2 separate regions of the Homo sapiens genome follow, and region 2 is linked to region 1. The links are chromatin loops, found by intact Hi-C in ENCODE. Cell type or tissue: GM12878. All regions are shown on one strand. Links, peaks and the distances in the headings refer to the core of each region. The heading gives the core; the rest is flanking DNA.

Evidence for each region. Peaks named below come from ENCODE experiments on the same cell type or tissue, not always from the same donor. Only the 100,000 strongest peaks of a DNase experiment are listed, where the experiment ranks them.
Region 2: it touches region 1 in a loop (4-fold over the local background); 4 of 110 quality-filtered maps call a loop at or near these places.

What each region holds. Positions count from the first base shown.
Region 1 is chr2:43,421,764-43,432,673 of GRCh38, reverse strand. It overlaps THADA (THADA armadillo repeat containing), which reads left to right. Exons shown (of 38, transcript NM_022065.5): 27 at 2,372-2,461; 28 at 4,443-4,574. Among named protein-coding and RNA genes, the nearest start is that of THADA, 170 kb to the left of the region's middle. RefSeq lists enhancers at 6,055-6,114, 6,135-6,224, 5,379-6,578, 6,617-6,696. In GM12878, for the core only: no CTCF peak of the experiment used is centred there; DNase peaks (open chromatin) are centred at 6,103, 6,823, 7,831, 8,873 and 2 weaker places; H3K4me3 peaks cover 489 bases; H3K27ac peaks cover 4,440 bases.
Region 2 is chr2:43,288,027-43,298,322 of GRCh38, reverse strand. It overlaps THADA (THADA armadillo repeat containing), which reads left to right. Exons shown (of 38, transcript NM_022065.5): 32 at 5,110-5,489; 33 at 6,101-6,219; 34 at 6,555-6,627. Among named protein-coding and RNA genes, the nearest start is that of LINC01126, 66 kb to the right of the region's middle. RefSeq lists enhancers at 690-1,191, 4,290-5,489 and a silencer at 4,719-5,013. In GM12878, for the core only: no CTCF peak of the experiment used is centred there; DNase peaks (open chromatin) are centred at 2,886 and 4,322; H3K4me3 peaks cover 427 bases; H3K27ac peaks cover 2,031 bases.

The DNA of each region.
Region 1 (10,910 bases), core at 1,568-9,567:
AAGGACTGTAGAAATCTCCATCAGAAATCTACCTTACTGTTGGGAGTGTAAAATGGTATAATTATTTCAGGAAACTGTCAGTTTCCTAAATGGTTAGACATGTTACAGTTTTATTCTCGGATATTAATCCAGGAGAAATGAAAACGTGTCCTTAAAAAGTCTTATATTAGAATTTTATAGCAGCTTTATTCATAATAGTAAAAAAAAAAAAAAGGTAAAGAACCCATGCCTGTCAAGAGGAGAATTAATAAACAAACTTACAGATTCATATAATGGAATACTACTCAACAGAAAAAGAACCAGACTATTGATATATTGAATAACATGGATAAATTTCATAAACTCTGTGCTGAGTGAAAAAAGCAAGCCAAAAAAACGTATTATTGCTGGGCACAGTGGCTCACGCCTGTAATCCCAGAACTTTGGGAGGCTGAGGTGGGCGGATCACAAGGTCAGGAGATCGAGACCATCCTGGCTAACACGGTGAAACCCCGTCTCCAATAAAAGTACAAAAAATTGGCCGGGCGCGGTGGCTCACGCCTGTAATCCCAGCACTTTGGGAGGCCGAGGCGGGCGGATCACGAGGTCAGGAGATCGAGACCATCCCGGCTAAAACGGTGAAACCCCGTCTCTACTAAAAATACAAAAAATTAGCCGGGCGTAGTGGCGGGCGCCTGTAGTCCCAGCTACTTGGGAGGCTGAGGCAGGAGAATGGCGTGAACCCGCGAGGCGGAGCTTGCAGTGAGCCGAGATCCCGCCACTGCATTCCAGCCTGGGCGACAGAGCGAGACTCCGTCTCAAAAAAAAAAAAAAAAAAAAAAAAAAAAAAAAAGTACAAAAAATTATCCGGGCGTGGTGGCGGGCGCCTGTAGTCCCAGCTACTTGGGAGGCTGAGGCAGGAGAATGGCGTGAACCCGCGAGGCGGAGCTTGCAGTGAGCCGAGATCCCGCCACTGCATTCCAGCCTGGGCGACAGAGCGAGACTCCGTCTCAAAAAAAAAAAAAAAAAAAAAAAAAAAAAAAAAAAAAAAAGTACAAAAAATTATCCGGGCGTGGTGGCGGGCGCCTGTAGTCCCAGCTACTTGGGAGGCTGAGGCAGGAGAATGGCGTGAACCCAGGAGATGGAGGTTGCAGTGAGCCGAGATCGCACCACTGCACTCCAGCCTGGGCAACAGAGTGAGACTCCGTCTCAAAAAAACAAACAAACAAAAATGTATTATTACATTTATATGAAATTCTAGAATAGACAAAACCAAACTGTAATGATAGAAATCAAATCAGAGGTTCCTTTGTGGGGCGGGAGTTTGCTGGGAAGGGGCATGGGGGATCTTTATGGGATGATGGAAATTTTCTGAGTCTTGATAGGGGTGTGGATTACGAGTGTATGTATGTGTGGGTTGAATGGTACACTTGATCACAGCATTTTGCTGTGTGTAAAAACGTTTCAGTTTTTTTAAAATGTGATATTCTGGATTTCAATTAATAGGAACATAACATGTAGAGCTGATAAAAATGGGTAGGTTAGGGAATATTTATGTCACCCCTTCGGAGTAATTCTTTAATAGTTATGGAGACAGTTTGTTCCTAAATGCCATATTTAGCTTGAGCTTTTTGGTCAGTGGTGCAGCCTGAGGAACTATTCTACTTTCGTAGTTCAAGAGAAGTTTTTATAAAGTTGAAAAAGATAATTCTTACAAGTTCAGCAAGGATTAGATTTCCAGAACTTCACATGCCAAGACTGTACTTCTCATAACCATACTCCAAACCAGTGGTTCTCAATCAGGGGCCATTTTGTCCCACAAGGTATATTTGGCAATGTCTAAAGACATTTTCATTGTCATGATTGTTGGGGAGGGGTGTTGTGCTGCTGGCATCTAGTGGGTAGAAGCCACGGAGGCTGCTAAACATCCCACAATGTGTAGGACAGTCCCCTGAAACAAAGAGTTATTTGGTCCAAACTGTCATTGGTGCCAGGGTTGGGAACGCTTGTTCTAGACCTGTCCTTATCACTGAAGCTGAGTCAGTCTCAGTCAATCTGGTGTTGACTCTACTTATAGTCCAAATCAGTTGTGGAAACTTGGCATTGGCACAGATTACATATTTCTTCCCTGATAAAATTTAATATCAAATATTTGTAAACATACATAATCTTAAATTTTGAGATAAAAGTTCATGGATTGAGAGCACTTCAGAAATCAGAATTACCATTTGTGTTGATTGTTAAATTCTTAAGATGCTGTAGATTCTGTTTTTAACTGTATTTAATTAAATATCCAAACAACCGTACTTATCTTCCTTTTTTTAAAAAAAAGGCTTTATTGTCAGATCAAAGGGAATAAATGATAATAAATTTTTTCCTCCTTCTTTCACAGAATGACAGGGAGAGAGTTTTTCTCTCGTTTCCCAGAACTCTATCCTTTTCTTCTCAAACAGTTGGAAACTGTAGCCAATACAGTAGACAGGTAAGAAGAGAATTGGGTGGGGCAAAATGACCTCAAGGATGTGAATTACCTTAGTAATTGAGATTTTCCCTCTAGGCAGCTGTTTTTAATAAAATTCTTCCCTTTTTTAAATTTGTTTAAATTTTTTCCTTGAGACAGGGTCTTTCCCTGTCACCCAAGCTGGAGTACAGTGGTGGCCACCACTCCTTGCCCATTTTTGTATTTTTTGTAGAGATGGGGTTTCGTCATGTTTCCCAGGCTGGTCTCAAACTCCTGAGCTCAAGCAATCTGCCCACCTGGGCCTCCCAAAGTGTGGGGATTACAGGCTTGAGCCACTGTGCACGGTCAGACTGCTTCCTTGCATAAAATTGGCTTTTTTATTAAAGTGCTTTTTTGTAATTATATCATATTGCTTGGTTCTCTGTAGTAAATTTGTACCTGAAAAGTTATGTAAAATCCTGTCTTTATATTTTAAAAATGCTATTTTATGTTAAATTTTATCAAACTTAATTCCATTTTCGGTGGTACAGAAACTAGGAATCACATGGTGATTTCTTCTGTTATGAATTATTTTCTTCCTATTTTTAAAAAAATCTGTGTTTACATATTGAGTTTGCTTTATGCATACCTGTCATTTTTTATTACTGGCTTGTTGCAACTTACCATTGTGAAACTATAGCGATTAGCTGACTAATATGATCACTTGTGTTCAGAAATGGTTCTTGTCTACCTGAGCAGAAATGGCCAGTGTTCTTGGAAACACAGAGCAAAGCCATTACGAGGGCTTTCCAGTCTTATAGTTCACCATTGTCTTAAAAATCACATTCTGGCTGGTGTGGTGGCTCACACCTGTAATCCCAGCACTTTGGGAGGCCAAGGCAGGTGGATCACCTGAGGTCAGGAGTTCAAGACCAGCTTGGCCAGCATGGCGAAACCCTGTCTCTATTAAAAATACAAATATTAGCCAGGCTGGTGGTGCGCACCTGTGATCCCAGCTACTTGGGAGGCTGAGGTAGGAGAATCACTTGAACCCAGGAGGCAGAGGTTGCAGTGAGCTGAGATCTTGCCACTGCACTCCAGCTTGGGTGACAGAAAAATACTCCGTCTCAAAAAAAGAAAAAAAAAACACACACACATTCTGAAGCTGGTAGTGGAATTTTTAGTATGGACATCATAAAGCATGTCTTTTGTATTTTTCCTATAATTTTGCACTTGGTATGAATGTACACTAATTGTTTATAATTAGAAAATAAAAGTAATGAATTTTACTTCTGGTTATGATGCATTTGCTCACATTAGTAGTTTATGCTAATGTGCTTTTCTGGCCTTTAGTGACTATTCATGCTTTCTTAAATACATTTGGATGTTGAAAGTTTCACATTTCATACTGTGGAACAGGCACGTCTCTACTGTAGGAACAGTTCTAATCAAAATAGCGTACTCTAATTATGTAAATGATAAGCTTTGAGAAGAGGATCCTGTACGAAAGCCCATTTCCCTGTTTTGCTAGTAGTTTTTTCTTATGATGCACATTTGGGAGATAAGAAGTGAACGTAGAAAAAAAAAAGAAAAAAGGAAAACTATCCCCTTGATTGTGGAGTCTCACTTCATATACATAATTTTGTTTTTGAAATGGAGTCTCACTGTGTCACCCAGGCTGGAGTGCAGTGGCGTGATCTTGGCTCACTGCAACCTCCGCCTCCTAGGTTCAAGTGATTCTCCCACCTCAGCCTCCCGAGTAGCTGGAATTACAGGCATGCGCCACCACATCGGCTAGTTTTTTGTATTAGTAGAGATGAGGTTTTACTGTATTGGCCAGGCTGGTCTTGAACTCCTGACCTCACGTGATCCATCCGCCTCGGCCTCCCAAAGTGCTGGGATTACAGGCATTAGTCACCGCACCCGGCCATATACATAATTATTTCATGAGAAAAATGTTTGAAGGAGGAGTGCTTCACTACCTAAATGTGAAATCTTTCATGTGTAATAATTGTTGTTTCAGTGATATGGGAGAACCAAATCGTCATCCAAGCATGTTTCTCTTACTTTTGGTGTTGGAGAGACTCTACGCTTCCCCGATGGATGGTACTTCTTCTGCTCTCAGCATGGGACCTTTTGTTCCCTTCATTATGAGGTAGTGTCATGCTGTGTAGAAATTGTCTAGGTTGGCGTGGGAGTTTTACGGGAATATTTTATCTTCTTCTTATTTCAGAAACTATTTTATATATATCATATATATTTTATATATATATATTATTTGTTTGTTTGTTTGTTTTTTGAGACGGAGTCTCGCTCTGTCGCCTGGGTTGGAGTGCAGTGGCGCGATCTCGGCTCACTGCAAGCTCCCCCTCCCAGGTTCACGCCATTCTTCTGCCTCAGCCTCCGGAGTAGCTGGGGCTACAGGCACCCGCCACCACGCCTGGATAATTTTTTGTATTTTTAGTAGAGATGGGGTTTCACTGTGTTAGCCAGAATGGTCTCGATCTCCTGACCTTGTGATCCGCCCACCTCATTCTCCCAAAGTGCTGGGATTACAGGCATGAGCCACCGCGCCCGGCCATATTATATATTTTTTTATATATGTAAACCTATTGTATATATTAAAAACTATTATATATATAACTATTATATATATTATATGTAAAACTTTTGTATATAACTATTGTGTGTGTGCGTGTATATATATATAACTTGTATACACACACACACACACACACACACACACACACAAACTTTGGGAGGGGTCTTGTGAAAGCAGAGGCCTGGGTTTTCCTGCCATTGCCCCCAGTGTTTCAGAGTAAGGTGCTTATATTGTGGGTACAGGATCTCATTAGAACCTGTGTAAGTAATGTTTTCTTTGAGCCCTGTCTGCTCCAAGGCAGGTGGATGGTGTTGATAGGAGATACTCCTTTTGAAAGACATAGCCCCATGTTTGCGTTATTCCTGTGTTGAGCCTGGCTAGCACGGAGCAGGCTTGGTTCTGGTATGTATCTTCTGTCCACGGGTTCGAGAGGATGTCAGGACATCTGCCTCTTCACTCTGGAAGAGTCTGCGAGCCGGTGCAATGGGTGGCATGTAAATGGTAATGCCATGTGGCATGAATTCCCACTCGTCTTCTCTTTTACGTTTGTAGTACCTGAAAAAAGCCATGAATATAGAGTATTCATGAAATAATATAACAGGGTTCTCTTCTTTTAGAGCCTATTACCACTTCTTGTGTTACATCTTTTCAGGCATTTGCCGTCTTCTGATTACTTTGTTCATTTTGGATCAAAGGCCTAAATATGTAGGCCTCCAAGAAGTATTAAAATTTTCTCATGAAACCTTTCAGAAGCCTATCATATTAGTTAGCTATTACCTTTCTGCTTAGCTCTTGACAAAACAGTACCTTCATTTTTGTGTTTCTACCAAAAATTGAAGTGGATTTGGAGCAGAAGGGTAAGAAACCAAACTCAAGAGAGTATTTCTTATGTATGTAGTGTCCTAGGTTTCACTTCCTTGTTTCACAGAGCTGACTTATGCATTTTAATGTGAGAAAACCATTAAACATGAGGTTCTGGCATGCGCTTGCAGAGCTATTTGTTTGCGCCAAGCCTTGGCTGTGGCTGTGTTATCTTTGATCACAGAGATGACTCAGGCAGACTGGTTTTTGTTTCCTGATATACAAAGTTACCAGTCTCCTTCATCTGGCATTTGGTGATTCATTTTAGGAATTTGGGTGGTAAATTTTACTTTCAGGGGCCTTAAAAATTGTTCTTTCATGAATAAGTGGAAAGAACTAAGAAATGTTTTCAGAAAGTTGATGCAAGGAGGAAAGGCATGTGCACAGAATTGCAGTTTACATTAGAAACAGAGATTTGCTTTAGAACCTGTGCTCTGTCTTAAGAACATTGAATTTGTGGAAGCTTTTTACTACTCAGTCTGTTGTTCATTGCATCCTAGAAATAATAAATTACTACATTGAAAGTACCTTTCAGTGGTACCTGAAAGTACCTTTCCAAAATGTTGCTTAGTTTACATATAATCAGAATGCTGATACTACTCATTATATTCAAAGTATCCATTATATAAAACAAAGATTGCATTAATATAGAAAATTTAAATATTGCTTTGAAGCCAGTGTACTTAGGGCATCATTTGTTAACCTCTAAAAATACAAAGTAAGAAGTTTGCAATCAGTCTGTTCTTCCAGTGAAAGAAAATGCTGCGGTTGTAGTTGCTTTCTTCCAGTAAGTAAGGTGCTTTATGAAGTAGATTCATAGAACATCACCAACAGCAGAAGTGCCACCAACCAAAATACAAGGTTATTTTGGTGTAACAGAAAGAGCACATCTATCACTCTTGACAAGCCCTGCACTCTTGGGTTCAAATTGTAGCTCTGTAACTGCCTTGCTTGCTCTCTGAACCTCAATTTCCTCAACTTGCAAATGAGGGTGATAACACATCTTCTGAGAGTCACTGTAAGCAAAATGTCCTGTAAGCAGAAGCACCACCCTTGATTCCTTAAGTACAGAGCCTAGGCTCTGACTTATTGACTGTCCATGTGTGTTATAGAACAGTGTTTCTAAAACTTTAAGATGTAAACATATCACTTGGCTATCATATAAATTCTGATTTCAGTAAATCTGAGGTGAGGCCTGAGAGTCCGACTTCCAAATGGTCTTCCAGATAATGCCACTGCTGCTGGTCTGTAGATCACATTTTGAGTAGCAAAATTAAACTTGGGATATTAAATTTAATACCATCACACACACACACACACACACACACACACACACACACACACATACAATTTTAACAAGCTAGACAGTAGTAGCTTATTAAAATTGGTTAGGCAGTTTAAGGAATTTATTAAGAAGTAGATTTTGACCCAGGAATGCAGAAAACAAGAAAGAAAGTGTTCTGAGCAGAGAAGTCAGTAGGAAGTAGACCAACCTTTGTTGAGCCCCGTCTTTCTGCCAAGTATTGAACTGGTCATTTTACTTACAGTGACTCTGAGAAGAGGTGTTATCACCCTCATTTGCCCGTTGAGGAAATTGAGGTTCAGAGAGCAAGGCAGTTACAGAGCTAGAATTTGAACCCAAGAGTGCAGGGCTTGTCAAGGGTGTTAGATGTACTCTTTCTGTTATACCAAAATAACCTTGTTTTTTGGTTGCCTTTTGAGTAGCCAGTAACTTAGCTACACGGAATGGACCTATAGGGTCTGAAATGTATGCAACTGAGAGAGATGAGGAGCCTATATCCACAGCTGCTGTATCTGAGTACAGGCTGTCTTCTGGATATAGACGTAATGTCTCTACCAATGGTGGGATCTGTTCCTTATTTTGCTTTTCCTGTAGGAAAAGTGACTGATTGGATTGGTTAACCATGTGTGGCACATGGTGACAATCGCCTGGGGTTATAGGACTGGTTTGTGGCCAGATACAGTAGAAGCCTGGCTCTTCTTTCTTGGCCACCTTCTGTGGTAAAGTGGAAGGCCCTAGATTTAGTTAGTTTGGGGTTTCATCAGCCTACCACAGGGAAAACCCATGCTACCCCAAAATGTTCACTGGCGAGGTGAACTATAAACAGATTTTTAAAAAGCAGTGAATGTGATAAAACTGTATGCATTTGATTTAGATGACCTCTGAGAATATTATTCATGAAGAAAGTGGAAGGCTGATCATAAAACCTGTCATTCCAGGCAGTGCTTGTGGTTCTGATTGTGGTAAAGAGTGGGCTGTTTTGACTTGGGGTAATAGCTAAAAAGATGGATGGGTGTATGCACAGTGGGTCAGCAGTGTTTTATTTTTGTACCGTTGTTAAGGGTAATTTATGTACTTGGAAGGGTTTTCATCAGGCTCATGGATACTATGAGTTTGGCCAAAGAAAAAAATTTCAGTTTGTGGGAGTAGTGCAAAGGTTGCTCTGACTGCTAAAAGTGAATTGCACAATGAGAAGAAGATTAAAAGCGCCAACAAGAGCTTTTTGTTTCCCTTTGATTTATGTGTACTTACCTGCTATTTCCTTCCTCTCTGTAAGGTATTTATAAGTATTATATGTAGTTTTACTCCTTTATCCCATGTTTAAGAGTATACCTAAACATATATGCCATTATGATTGTTGCATCCTCTTGGGACAGAACTTATAATGTCAATCCCAACATCTTGTATACAACTTTTAAAAAATCCAGTGTATTTTATGTTCTGATGTTGTGCTGCATCCAGATACAAAGCCCTTTACCATGTGAATGTGATGCTTTCAATTTAAGACCATTAATTCATTCTTCAGTTCAGGTACCACAAAGCAGAATAATTCATGCTTTAAAAAGAACCTTGACTGGCTCTCTGAATGCAGCTCACCAGGGCCTGCTTCTCTGGGCTTTCTAGAGACTAGAAAGTCTTTTCAGAGGCCAAAAAGTCCCTGGGCATACATCTCTGAGTTCCCTTTCACAAGCAAGTTTCAAGTTCCAGTCAAAGAGCTCTAGGTAACCACATATGCCTCAAACCTAGGACCATAGAATCCTGAACAAAGGCCCAGGAGAGCTTAGACGAATCAGGTCTCAGAGGCCGAGGCGGGCGGATCACCAAGTCAGGAGATCGAGACCATCCTGGCTAACACGGTGAAACCTCGTCTCTACCAAAAATACAAAAAATTAGCCGGGCATAGTGGCAGGCGCCTGTAGTCCCAGCTACTCGAGAGGCTAAGGCAGGAGAATGGTGTGAACCCAGGAGGCAGAGCTTGCAGTGAGCAGAGATTGTGCCACTGCACTCCAGCCTGAGTGACAGAGCAAGACTCCGTCTCAAAAAAAAAAAAAAAGAAAGAAAGAAAGTAAAGCTACTTATTTGGTAGGTATATGAAGTCAAAAGACTGATGCTGGTGACATAGCTTCAAATGCTGGAAAGTCCAAGTGAAAATTCTTTTGAGGAGATAGGGAAAGAATCTCTTGCAACTTTATAGCATGATGCTTTATGATTATGCTGTTAATGGCTAAAAGTAGCCATAAAAAAAATGAAGGCAAGCTAGATTGCATGCTTATCAAATTTGTGAGCAAATTAAGATTCAAAATAACCTTCAAGCATAGGACTGACAAACACAAATTCAGGCATAAGACCATTACCTCTGAATGGGGAGGAAAGGGGTGAAATTGAGGAGCCATGTACTAGAAGCTACAATTTTATTTGTGATGTGTTCTTAAATTGGGCATTGGGCAAATGCTTGAATGTCATCCTATTCTCTAGATTCTTTTCGTTGTTGTCATCATTTTGTATGTCTGATGCAGTTCATCATTTAAAAGTAAGATTCGAAATAGCCTGGACCAGCCTGGGCAACATAAGGAGAACCTGTCTCTACAAAAAATTTTAAAAATTAGCCAGACTTGGTGATTTGCGCCTGTAGTCCCAGCTACTTGGGAGGCTGCGGTGGGAGGATTGCTTGAGCCCAGGAGGTCAAGGCAGCTCAAGTGAGCTGTGATTGGGCCACTGCACTGCAGCCTAGGTGACAGAGCGAGACCCTGTCCCCCAAAAAAGCCTTGAAAGACTGGATTGATGGGATGAGACTATCAAGATAACATTTAATAGAGATATATATCATTCTGATTTTTTAAAGAAAAGTCAAAATTATATACATACAAAATGAGGGCTATCTGGCTTCATAGCAGTTTTTGTGGGGGAAAAAATATCTTGGTGAATGAGATATCCTGGTGAACCATGAGAAAGCAGCATGACACTGTTGCTGCTTCCAGATAGTGGAGGCTGTAGTCCCCCTGAACTCTGTTGGTTAGCCTAAACCCACATTATTCTCCTTATTATTCTGTTCTGGGCTCCCCATTTTAGGAAGGTCACTGAAGAACTAGTATCTGTCGAGGGGAGGTGACCAAGATGAGGAGGAAACCAAACATCTGGAAACAGTTAGACTGGAGAAGACTTAGTGGCAACATGATAATGGTCTTTATATACTTGAGAGACTGCCATATGGTAGAAGGCGCATAATTTCTCTTTTTTGCTCCCAATGGGAAAATGGAAGATAGATTTCAGCTTTTAATTTAAAGAAGAATTTTGTGAAAATTAGTATTCTCTATCAAGGAAAAGAACATATTTCCATAATACTGAGTTTGCCCATCAGCAAAAGTGTTAAGTTTTCAAGGAAAACTGATCACATGTTGAGCATATATCTGCAGCGCACCTGAGGTTGGACTGGATATCATCAAGGTATCTGTTTGGCATGCCTTATTTCAGAATAGGTGAACAACTCAGCTGTGGATTCTGAATGTTCAGTGAATGAAATGATCAACCTGCCTCTAATCCTGTGACAATATTTGTACATTTTTGTTTATGGGTCCTTCGATCTCTCAAAGAAAAGAAGTTGGGATGCCATTCTTGGCATGGCCCAAAAAGTCACAGTGGTTTGCTCTTAAATGGCACCCTCCAGGAATTAATCTACTAAAATTTAGCATTTAAGTAACTTCTGTAACTGTGTTCTGGATAGTTCT
Region 2 (10,296 bases), core at 861-8,860, 130 kb after region 1:
TGTTTCAGAGAGCACAGGGTTGGGGGTAAGGTCACAGATCAACAGGATCCCAAGGCAGAGGAATTTTTCTTAGTGCAGAACAAAATGAAAAGTCTCCCATGTCTACTTCTTTCTACACAGACACGGCAACCATCCGATTTCTCAATCTTTTCCCCACCTTTCCCGCCTTTCTATTCCACAAAGCCGCCATTGTCATCCTGGCCCGTTCTCAATGAGCTGTTGGGCACACCTCCCAGACGGGGTGGTGGCCGGGCAGAGGGGCTCCTCACTTCCCAGTAGGGGCGGCCGGGGCGGCTGGCCGGGCCGGGGGGCTGACCCCCCCCACACTCCCTCCCGGACGGGGCGGCTGGCCGGGCGGGGGGCTGACCCCCCCACCTCCCTCCCGGATGGCGGCTGGCCGGGCAGAGGGGCTCCTCACTTCCCAGTAGGGGCGGCCGGGCAGAGGCGCCCCTCACCTCCCGGACGGGGCGGCTGGCCGGGCGGGGGGGCTGATCCCCCCCCACCTCCCTCCCGGACGGGGCGGCTGGCCGGGCGGGGGGCCGACCCCCCCACCTCCCTCCCGGACGGGGCGGCTGGCCGGGCGGGGGGCCGACCCCCCCACCTCCCTCCCGGACGGGGTGGCTGGCCGGGCTGAGGGGCTCCTCACTTCCCAGTAGGGGTGGCTGGGCAGAGGCGCCCCTCACCTCCCGGACGGGGGGGCTGGCCGGGCGGGGGGCTGACCCCCCCACCTCCCTCCCGGACGGCACGGCTGGCCAGGCGGGGGGCTGACCCCCCCACCTCCCTCCCGGACGGCACGGCTGGCCGGGCGGGGGGGCTGACCGCCCACCTCCCTCCCGGATGGGGCGGCTGGCCGGGCGGGGGGCTGACCCCCCCCCACCTCCCTCCCGGACGGGGTGGCTGCCGGGCGGAGACGCTCCTCACTTCCCAGATGGGGTGGCTGCCGGGCAGAGAGGCTCCTCACTTCTCAGACGGGGCAGCTGCCGGGCGGAGGGGCTCCTCACTTCTCAGACGGGGTGGTTGCCAGGCAGAGGGTCTCCTCACTTCTCAGACGGGGTGGCCGGGCAGAGACGCTCCTCACCTCCCAGACGGGGTCTCGGCCGGGCAGAGGCGCTCCTCACATCCCAGATGGGGCGGCGGGGCAGAGGCGCTCCCCACATCTCAGACGATGGGCGGCCGGGCAGAGACGCTCCTCACTTCCTAGATGTGATGGCGGCTGGGAAGAGGCGCTCCTCACTTCCTAGATGGGATGGCGGCCGGGCGGAGACGCTCCTCACTTTCCAGACTGGGCAGCCAGGCAGAGGGGCTCCTCACATCCCAGACGATGGGCGGCCAGGCAGAGACACTCCTCACTTCCCAGACGGGGTGGCGGCCGGGCAGAGGCTGCAATCTCGGCACTTTGGGAGGCCAAGGCAGGCGGCTGCTCCTTGCCCTCGGGCCCCGCGGGGCCCGTCCGCTCCTCCAGCCGCTGCCTCCCGGGCGGCCGTTAATTACAATTTTAAGAGCAGATTTCTGAGCCATATTTCTGACTGTGCCAAATAAATGAAATTCCTTTTGAATGTAATGCTGTCCTCTAGCAGCAGTGGGTAGGAAGGATAGGGAAATGGTACCTGGAGATGATAGTACTGTGCTCTTATTATTATTAGATTGTTATGAGATTCGGTTTTTAGACATTGAAACAGAGATGACACAGAGGTTGAAGATCCCAGCTGCCCAGGGTTTCCCCCACTGCTTTATAAAGATACTGCCTGGCTGGGCTCAGTGGCTCCCACCTGTAATCCCAGCACTTTGGGAGGCCGAGGCGGGCAGATCACCTGAGGTCAGGAGTTTGAGACCAGCCTGGGCAACATGGTGAAACCCTGTCTCTACTAAAAATACAAAAATTAGCTGGGTGTGGTGGCGTGTGCCTGTATTTCCAGCTACTCTGGAGGCTGAGACAGGAGAATTACTTGTACCGGGGAGGCGAAGGTTGCAGTGAGCCAATATTGTGCCACTGCACTCCAGCCTGGGTGACCGAGGGAGATTCTGTCTCCAAAAAAATAAAAAAATAAAAAGATGCCTCCTGGTGAGCTGGGAATTCTGCAGTGTCTGAGTTAAGAGTAGCGGTATGGCCGGGCACGGTGGCTCACGCTGTAATCCCAGCACTTTGGGAGGCTGAGGCGAGCAGATCACGAGGTCAGGAGTTCGAAACCAGCCTGTCCAGCATGGCAAAACCCTGTCTCTACTAAATATACAAAAATTAGCCAGGCGTGGTGGCATGCTCCTGTAATCCCAGCTACTCAGGAGGCTGAGGCAGGAGAATCACTTGAACCCTGGAGGTGGAGGTTGCAGTGAGCCGAGATCGCACCACTGCACTCCTGCCTGGGCGACAGAGCGAGACTCCATCTCAAAAAAAAAAAAAAAAAAACAGTAGAGGTTTGTCTGCAGCCCCAGATGGTGGCCTCCCTGGGGTCCCATCATGTTGGAGCCCAAGTCCAGTCCCCATTTTGCCCCCTGTGACAGACTTTGAAACAATTTGATGTGTTACATAAATACTCTATATTTTTAAATCTCGAATTATTGCAAGTCTATGCAAATTTTCAATTTCAAATAAATTTTTCTGTTACCTGAATGTTTTACATATGCATTATGTTTATGTTAGTTTTCTAGAAGTCAGCAGAGTTCTCTGAGTTATAATGAGATGATAAATATAAACGGTGTTTTATTAGCTATAAATGCGTATCACTTAAATGCTGTCTGGTAAGCCAATCCAGGATAAACTTGTTAACATCTTGGGTACAGTTGTCAGGATTTATCAGAGAATGCTATGAATATAATATCTAAATTTTGGCAAGGCATTTGGTGAAGTCTGTCATAAGTTCTTGTAGATAAAACTTCATGGACAGAATGATACAATTAAGAGGATTCATAAGTGGGGGATGACTCAAACCGAAGAGGGCTAGTTAATGAATTAGTGAGAGCCTGGAAGAGCGTTTGAGGCAAGGGCCAGCAGGGAGCCTGCTCACCAAAGGCCTCCACCCTCCAGCTTGCCCACATTTTTAGTAATTATTTGATTTTGGGCATTTAGGCATTCCTGTGAAATTGAAGTTTGCCAACTACTTTGTATGCGTTTTTGAGATAGGGTCTCACTTTGTCGCCCAGGCTGGAATGCAGTGTCAGCATCCTGGCTCACTGCATCCTCAACCTCCTGGGCTCAAGTGATCCCCCACCCAGCTGACTTTTTATTTTTTGTAGAAATAGATTTTCACAGTGTTGTCCAGGCTGGTCTCAAACTCCTGGGCTCAAGCAGTCCTCCCACCTTGGGCTCCCAAAATGTTGGGATTACAGGCATGAGCCACCACGCCCAGCTGGTTTACCCAATTTCTATTAGATGATGAACATGTGTGAAGAACTGGGTGCTGGGAGGTACCCGAGACTCCTACCCTAGTCCGCACCCTCATTCCCTAGTCCTGCCAGTTTTATCCCTTCAGTGTTTTTTTTTCTTTCTTTTTTGCCTTTTTAAATGATCACCTTGGCTTCAGACCTTCAGCGTTTCTTAAACCCACCTTCTCCTGATTCCTTCTGAACTTAAGGCCCTCGTCATTTATTTCTCTCCTGGACTACGGTGCAGTAGTGTTGTAACTGGTCTCCCTGCCTCTAATATTGCCTCCTCAACGATAAGAGCACTTCAGTGAAAATGGGCCCCTGACCTTACTGCTTAAAATAACCCCCCAGTGGCATTCCGTTGCATACAGAACTAGCTGCTTCACATTGTCTAGGAGGCTTTCTGTACTCTAGCCACATTTCTTCCCTAGCCTCATCTCCTGCCCTTTCCCACCTCAAATTTTATGCTCCAGTGTTATGGGATGGCCTGTAGTTCCCCACATGGTCCGTTCTGTTTCATGCCTTTGTTGAGCCTTTGCTCAGCTGGTTCCCCTGCCTTTGGTGGTGCTAACACATTGTCACCTGTCTTCCTCTTTGAGGCCTAGGTTATCATTTGTACCACTATATTGGAATTATGTGTTCATGCATTTCTCTTTCTCAAACTAGACTGACTATAAACTCCTTAAGGGCAGTGATCTTATTTAGCTCCTAGCACATAGTAAGCAGGCAATAAGTTTTTGGTTTTTTTATTTTTTTAATCAGAACTGAGAATATGAAAAGATCTCGGCAAATGAAAGGTAGACCATAAAACTTAACAGGAGGATAAAATTTAACAGGGATATACTTGGGCTTAAAATAAACAAAGAAAACACATCTTGGCTTAAGTACTGAGTACAAAGTGGGAGAAAGATGACTCACCACCATCAGTAGACCACGTCAAAAAAGAAGGGCTGTGGTTTCAGTTGACTTTGTGCTCCATATGAGTCAACAGTGTGATGCAACTCCAGTTCAGAACAGAGAAAGTAATAGTCCTGCGGGTCAAACCATGCAGGAGATTTGTGATCCAGCCTATTGGCCATCCTTTAAGAGAGGGTGAGGCATGTCCACAGGAAAGCAGCTAGAATAATGAGAGACAGTGACCCCATCATTTGAGGAAGGAAGTAGGAATGTTTCATCTGGAGAAGACAGAGGGGACACAAGAATTGTAATCAAATGTCTAAAGAGCTGTCATTGGGAGCCTCAAAATGTAGCATTAGGCCAGTGAGTAGAAACACAAAAAGAACTTTTTGACAATTAGATCTACTAACAATGGAATAAGCTGTCTCATGAGCTCCAGGGTACTGTAGGGTTCAACCAAGAGCTTCTGGGAAAGGGTGTTACAGAGGGGAGCTTCACCCCTGAAGGAAGTTTATACTAGATGTCCTCTTCTCATGGTCAGCTTTGAGGCTCGGTGATAAGAGGTCACTGAGTTCGTATTTATTGAATGTTGAGGAGGGGTGCCAGGAACGCATTTTCTAATAGTAATGCCTTTGTGCCCCTGTTGGAAAAATTATACATTACCTAAATGGAAATTGTTGTGGACTAGAAGTCTGAACCTTAGAGGGCCACTCACTTATGACAGTGTTTGAAATCTGCTTATGGGAGACATCTGATGGCCTCACGCAGTGGATTCAGTCTTCATTCTTTCATGTCCTTTTGTGGAAATTTAAAGTGATTATCTCTTTCCCTTTTGCTTTTTTTGCTTCTTAGTTCTGGAGAGTCTTGGCTTCTGGGAGGAAGTCAGAGGGATTATCTCAGGATCAGAGCTGATAACGGGATTCCCTTGGGCCTTCAAGGTGCCAGGCCTGCCCCAGTACCTCCAGAGCCTCACCAGACTAGCCATTGCTGCAGTGTGGGCCGCGGCAGCCAAGAGTGGAGAGCGGGAGACGAATGTCCCCATCTCTTTCTCTCAGCTGTTAGAATCTGCCTTCCCTGAAGTGCGCTCACTAACACTGGAAGCCCTCTTGGAAAAGTTCTTAGCAGCAGCCTCTGGACTTGGAGAGAAGGGCGTGCCACCCTTGCTGTGCAACATGGGAGAGAAGTTCTTATTGTTGGCCATGAAGGAAAATCACCCAGAATGCTTCTGCAAGGTAAAGTCTCCAACGTACTGACTGGCCCTTTACACTCCCCACATTCTTTTGTGAGCCACTGGAATGGTAGGATCATGAAGGCAAGATTGGGTTTAGGCTCTCCAGGGGCAATAGGAAGTAGATTCGGCAGCCAGTGGATAAGGACTCTCTTTTTATGGTGGTTGGCATGGCGTCATACCTGGTAGGGCACCAAGAAAAGCTTTTGATGATAGGAGTATTGATGGCAGAGATTAACCAAAGACAGAGCAAACCACTTTGGGATGTTTAGGAAACAGATCATTAAAAATTCACTGTAGAGTGTGTCAGAGGTAGTCTTTGCTGACATGGCTATTTCAGGGCAGTTGGCCACCTGGGAAGCATAATCAAAAGGAAAGGGCACTGGCCTAAAATCAGGGCATCTGGCTCCCATCCCAAGTCACTAGAGGCCCTCTGGTTAGTCATTGCATCACTCTGCCTCAGTCTCCCAAAGGTATTATGGGGGAAATAAGAAGTCAGTGGGAGCCTTTTGAAAGGTAGACCTCTTGTTGATACAATTGATTATCATGTAACATCTAGAGACATCTCCCTGAGTATTTATTTCTCTTTTTTGTGTGCGGATTTGGCTTACACAGATACTGAAAATTCTCCACTGCATGGACCCTGGTGAGTGGCTTCCCCAGACGGAGCACTGTGTCCATCTGACCCCAAAGGAGTTCTTGATCTGGACGATGGATATTGCTTCCAATGAAAGGTTTGCCCCCAAAACCTCCTGTGCAACCTTGGTAAGATGTATGGTCCCATCAGTCATTATGTAATGAACTTGCACACAATCCTGCCCTCAGGTCTCAGGTCCTGTATTTCATTCTAAACCTCAGCCTAAGAGTTCTAAACTCAAGCAATAGAATGATGTCAGTGATTTGCATTAATAACCAAAAGGTAATTGCTTCCGGAGGCATTTTTGTAACCAGGAGGTAGAGATTTTCAGTATTCACCTCTGCATGGATTACAGACTATCTGCAAAAACCGGTGTATGAAATATGTCTGATTGTAATTTTGTGTTGTTTTTTTGTTTGTTTATTTTTCTAGATCTGAAATTCAGAGTGTAGCTCTGAGACTTGCTTCCAAAGTCATTTCCCACCACATGCAGACATGTGTGGAGGTAAGGCTGGTTCTGATCTTGTTCCGGGACCTAGGATTTTTTGTTCTCATTTACTCAGAAGATGTCAGTAAAAGTGAACAGTCTTAGCAGGCAGAACCCCTGTGATATGTGTATGTAACATCTACAGAAATATTGTTCGTGCTGGTTTTTCAATTCGAGTATAACTTCAAAAGACTTCTTTGGACACCACCTTTCTTTTCTCTTGTTTTAGGATTTTTTTTTTTTTTTTTTTTTTTTTTTTGAGATGGAGTTTTGCTCTTGTTGCCCAGGCTGGAGTGCAGTGGCACGATCTCGGCTCACTGCTACCTTTGCCTCCCAGGTTCAAGCGATTCTTCTCCAGCCTCAGCCTCCTGAGTAGCTGGGATTACAGGCTTGTGCCAGCACGCCCGGCTAATTTTTTGTATTTTTAGTAGAGGCGGGGTTTCACCATGTTGTCCAGGCTGGTCTCGAACTCCTGACCTCAGGTGATCCACCCGCCTCGGCCTCCCAAAGTGCTGAGATTACAGATGTGGGCCACTGCGCCCAGCCTGTTTTAGGCATTTTTTTAATTAGAGTTCAAAGGGATAACAGAACCTTCCCCCCAAAACACATATGCCCAAACCCCTTGTTTTTTCCCCATTTCTCTAGCTGGACTCTTTATTTAAAGAGGAGTAAGCATGTCAATTCCAAAAGTATTTAGGATTGCAACCTAGTGAACTAAGTATGCAAATACATCGCTAAGGCTTAAATATTCCCCCAGAACATGGCCCAGCTGGCTCTGGATGGAGGCCCAGATGCGCCCCACCTGTTTTACATGTCCTTTGGTAGTGAAATAGAACCGAAGTAAGAAAAACAGCTTCCTGGGAAGATGTCTTAAGACAAATACATGCTACTTAGGTGCATACAAGATAGCACCCTCACAGAATCACAAGTAGAAGGCAGCCAATACCACAGGAAAATTACCTGAAGATCCAGATTCCACACAGCCACACTGATGGTGGTGGCATAACATTGTGGACCCTGAGCCCTTACAATAAACCTAGCACTGCTGTGTAGGTACTGAAGATACAGAGATGAACAGAGACTAGAGCTATAGTCTAATGAGAGAAAGTTAGATAATTACATTAAATGCTCTAGTAACAAGGTGTGCCAGGGCCGTGGGAACCCAGAGGAGGGAGTGAGAGTTCAGAGGCTGAAGAAGACTTCATAGAGGAGATCATGAAGTTCAGAGAGCATGAGGCTGGGCAGAGATAAAACCAAGGGTAAGAATTAACAAGCAGGTCCAATTTCCTTAGATCTGTCACTCAAAGGCAAGCCAGGGAGCCAAACGTAGGAGGTCACTAGGAGCTAAAAAAGCCCCCAGAAAAGTCAGGTGGGGTGGAGGGAGTATAGGAATGGAGATGATTTGCTAAAAACTATAGCCCAGGAAGGGGAAAAAAAAAAACGGCCAGACATGGTGGTTCACACCTGTAATCCCAGCACTTTAGGAGGTCAAGGCAGGCAGATCACCTAAGGTCAGGAATTTGAGACTAGCCTGACCAACAGTGAAACTCCATCTCTACCAAGAAATACAAAAATTAGACGGGTGTGGTGGTGGGCGCCTGTAATCCCAGCTACTCGGGAGGCTGAGGCAGAATTGCTTGAACCCAGGAGGCAGAGATTGCAGTGATCTGAGATCATGCCACTGCACTCCAGCCTGAGCAACAGAGCAAGACCCTGTCTCAAAAAAAAAAAAAAAAACAAAAACAAAAAAAAAACACCAGGGCCGGGCACGGTAGCTCACACCTGTAATCCTAGCACTTTGGGAGGCTGAGGCGGGCGGATCACCTTGAGGTCAGGAGTTTGAGACCAACCTGGCCAACATGGCAAAACCCCAGCTCTACTAAAAATTATAAAAATTAGCCAGATGTGGTGGTATGCGCCCGTAATCCCAGCTGCTCAGGAAGCTGAGGCAGGAGGATCGCTTGAACCCAGGAGGTGGAGGCTGCAGTGAGCCGAGATTGTCTCACTGTACTCCAGCCTGGGCAACAGAGCAAGACTCCATCTCAAAAAAAGCAAACAAACAAACAAACAAAAAAACACCAAGTTCTAAGAAGTCACCAGGCAGCCTAACAAGCCTGCCAAGGCATTATTCTTATCTAAAGCTGTTTTTAACCAGTTGTTATGTCCACTACATGAATAAAGTGATATTTAATGAAAATTGGGAGTTTTCCAGGGAGAAAAAAATTAACAGAACTGGAGAGAAATAAATAAAAGACGCTCCTGGGGAAACATGAGTTTCTTGGTGCGTTGGGAATTAGCATCTTCCTCAAGGTCTAAAATACTCATCATGTTAGTTGCGTAGATGCCCATAGATGATCAAAGGAATCATTAGTTACATTTTGAACATTTAAAGAGGTTCAGTTGATAGAAGTAAAGTACATCTGGAACAACAGTCCCTGTTCTAGAAAAAGTGAAAGAACGGAGTTTAAATGATGAAAACAATCCAGATGTTTATCAACTGATGAATGAGTAAGCAAAATGTAATGTATCCATACAATGGAATATTATTTGGCCACAAAATTGAGTGAAGTACAGATACATCCTACGGCATGGGTGAACCTTGAAAACATTATGCTAAGTAAAAGAACCTAGTCATAAAAGACTACATATTATCTGATTCCATTTATAGGAAATTTCCACTTAAAGGAAATGTCCAGAATTGGCAAACTGATAGAGACAGAAAGTAGATTAGTGCTTAGTCAGGGCTGGGGAGATGGGAGGATAGGGAAGTGATAGATAAAGGGTGCAGAGTTTCTCTTTGTGATGATGAAAATGTTCTGAAATTGACCGTGGTGGTGATTGCACATATCTGTGAATATACCAGAGTTCACTGCATTGGCCACTTTAAATGAGTGAATTCTATGGTATGTAAACTGTATCTCAGTAAAACTGTTACTATTAAAAACAAGGAGCTGAAGGTTGAGTTGATCACCGATGTCCAATGATTTAAATCAATCATGCTGTTGCAATGAAGCTTCCTTAAAAACCCTGAAGAATGAAAAGTTCAGAGAGCTTCTGGGTGGTGAACAAGATGTACTCATGTGCCAGGAGAGTGGCACACCCCAAAGCTCCATAGGGAGAGGAAGTCCTGTGCTTGGGATCCTTCTGGACCTCTCCCTGTGTATCTGTCTTTTCATCTGTCTCTTCATCTAGATTCTCATCTTTGTAATAAACTGAGAATCTAGTTTTCTAAAAAATAAAAACAACACTGCTTTGTTTAAACAATAGTGTTAGATGCTGCTTTATTTATTTATTTAGAGATGGAGTCTCATTCTGTCTCCCAGGCTGGAGTGCAGTGGCATGATCTTGGCTCACTGCAGCCTCCGCCCCCTGGCTTCAAGCAGTTCCCATGCCTCAGCCTCCTGAGTAGCTGGGATTACAGGCACGCGCCACCATGTCCAGCTAATTTTTGTGTATTAGTAGAGACAGGGTTTCACCATGTTGGCCTGGCTGGTCCTGAACGCCTGACCTCAGGTGATCCACCTGCCTTGGCCTCCCAAAGTGCTGGGATTATAGCCGTGAGCCACTGTGCCCGGCCTGTGATTCTGTTTTAAATGTTGTAATAGAAACATAAATACTGTGGCTTAAATCAGATAGAAACAGTCCAAAGCCAATGTATCTTGACAGTGTTGAGTCACCAGGTTCTCA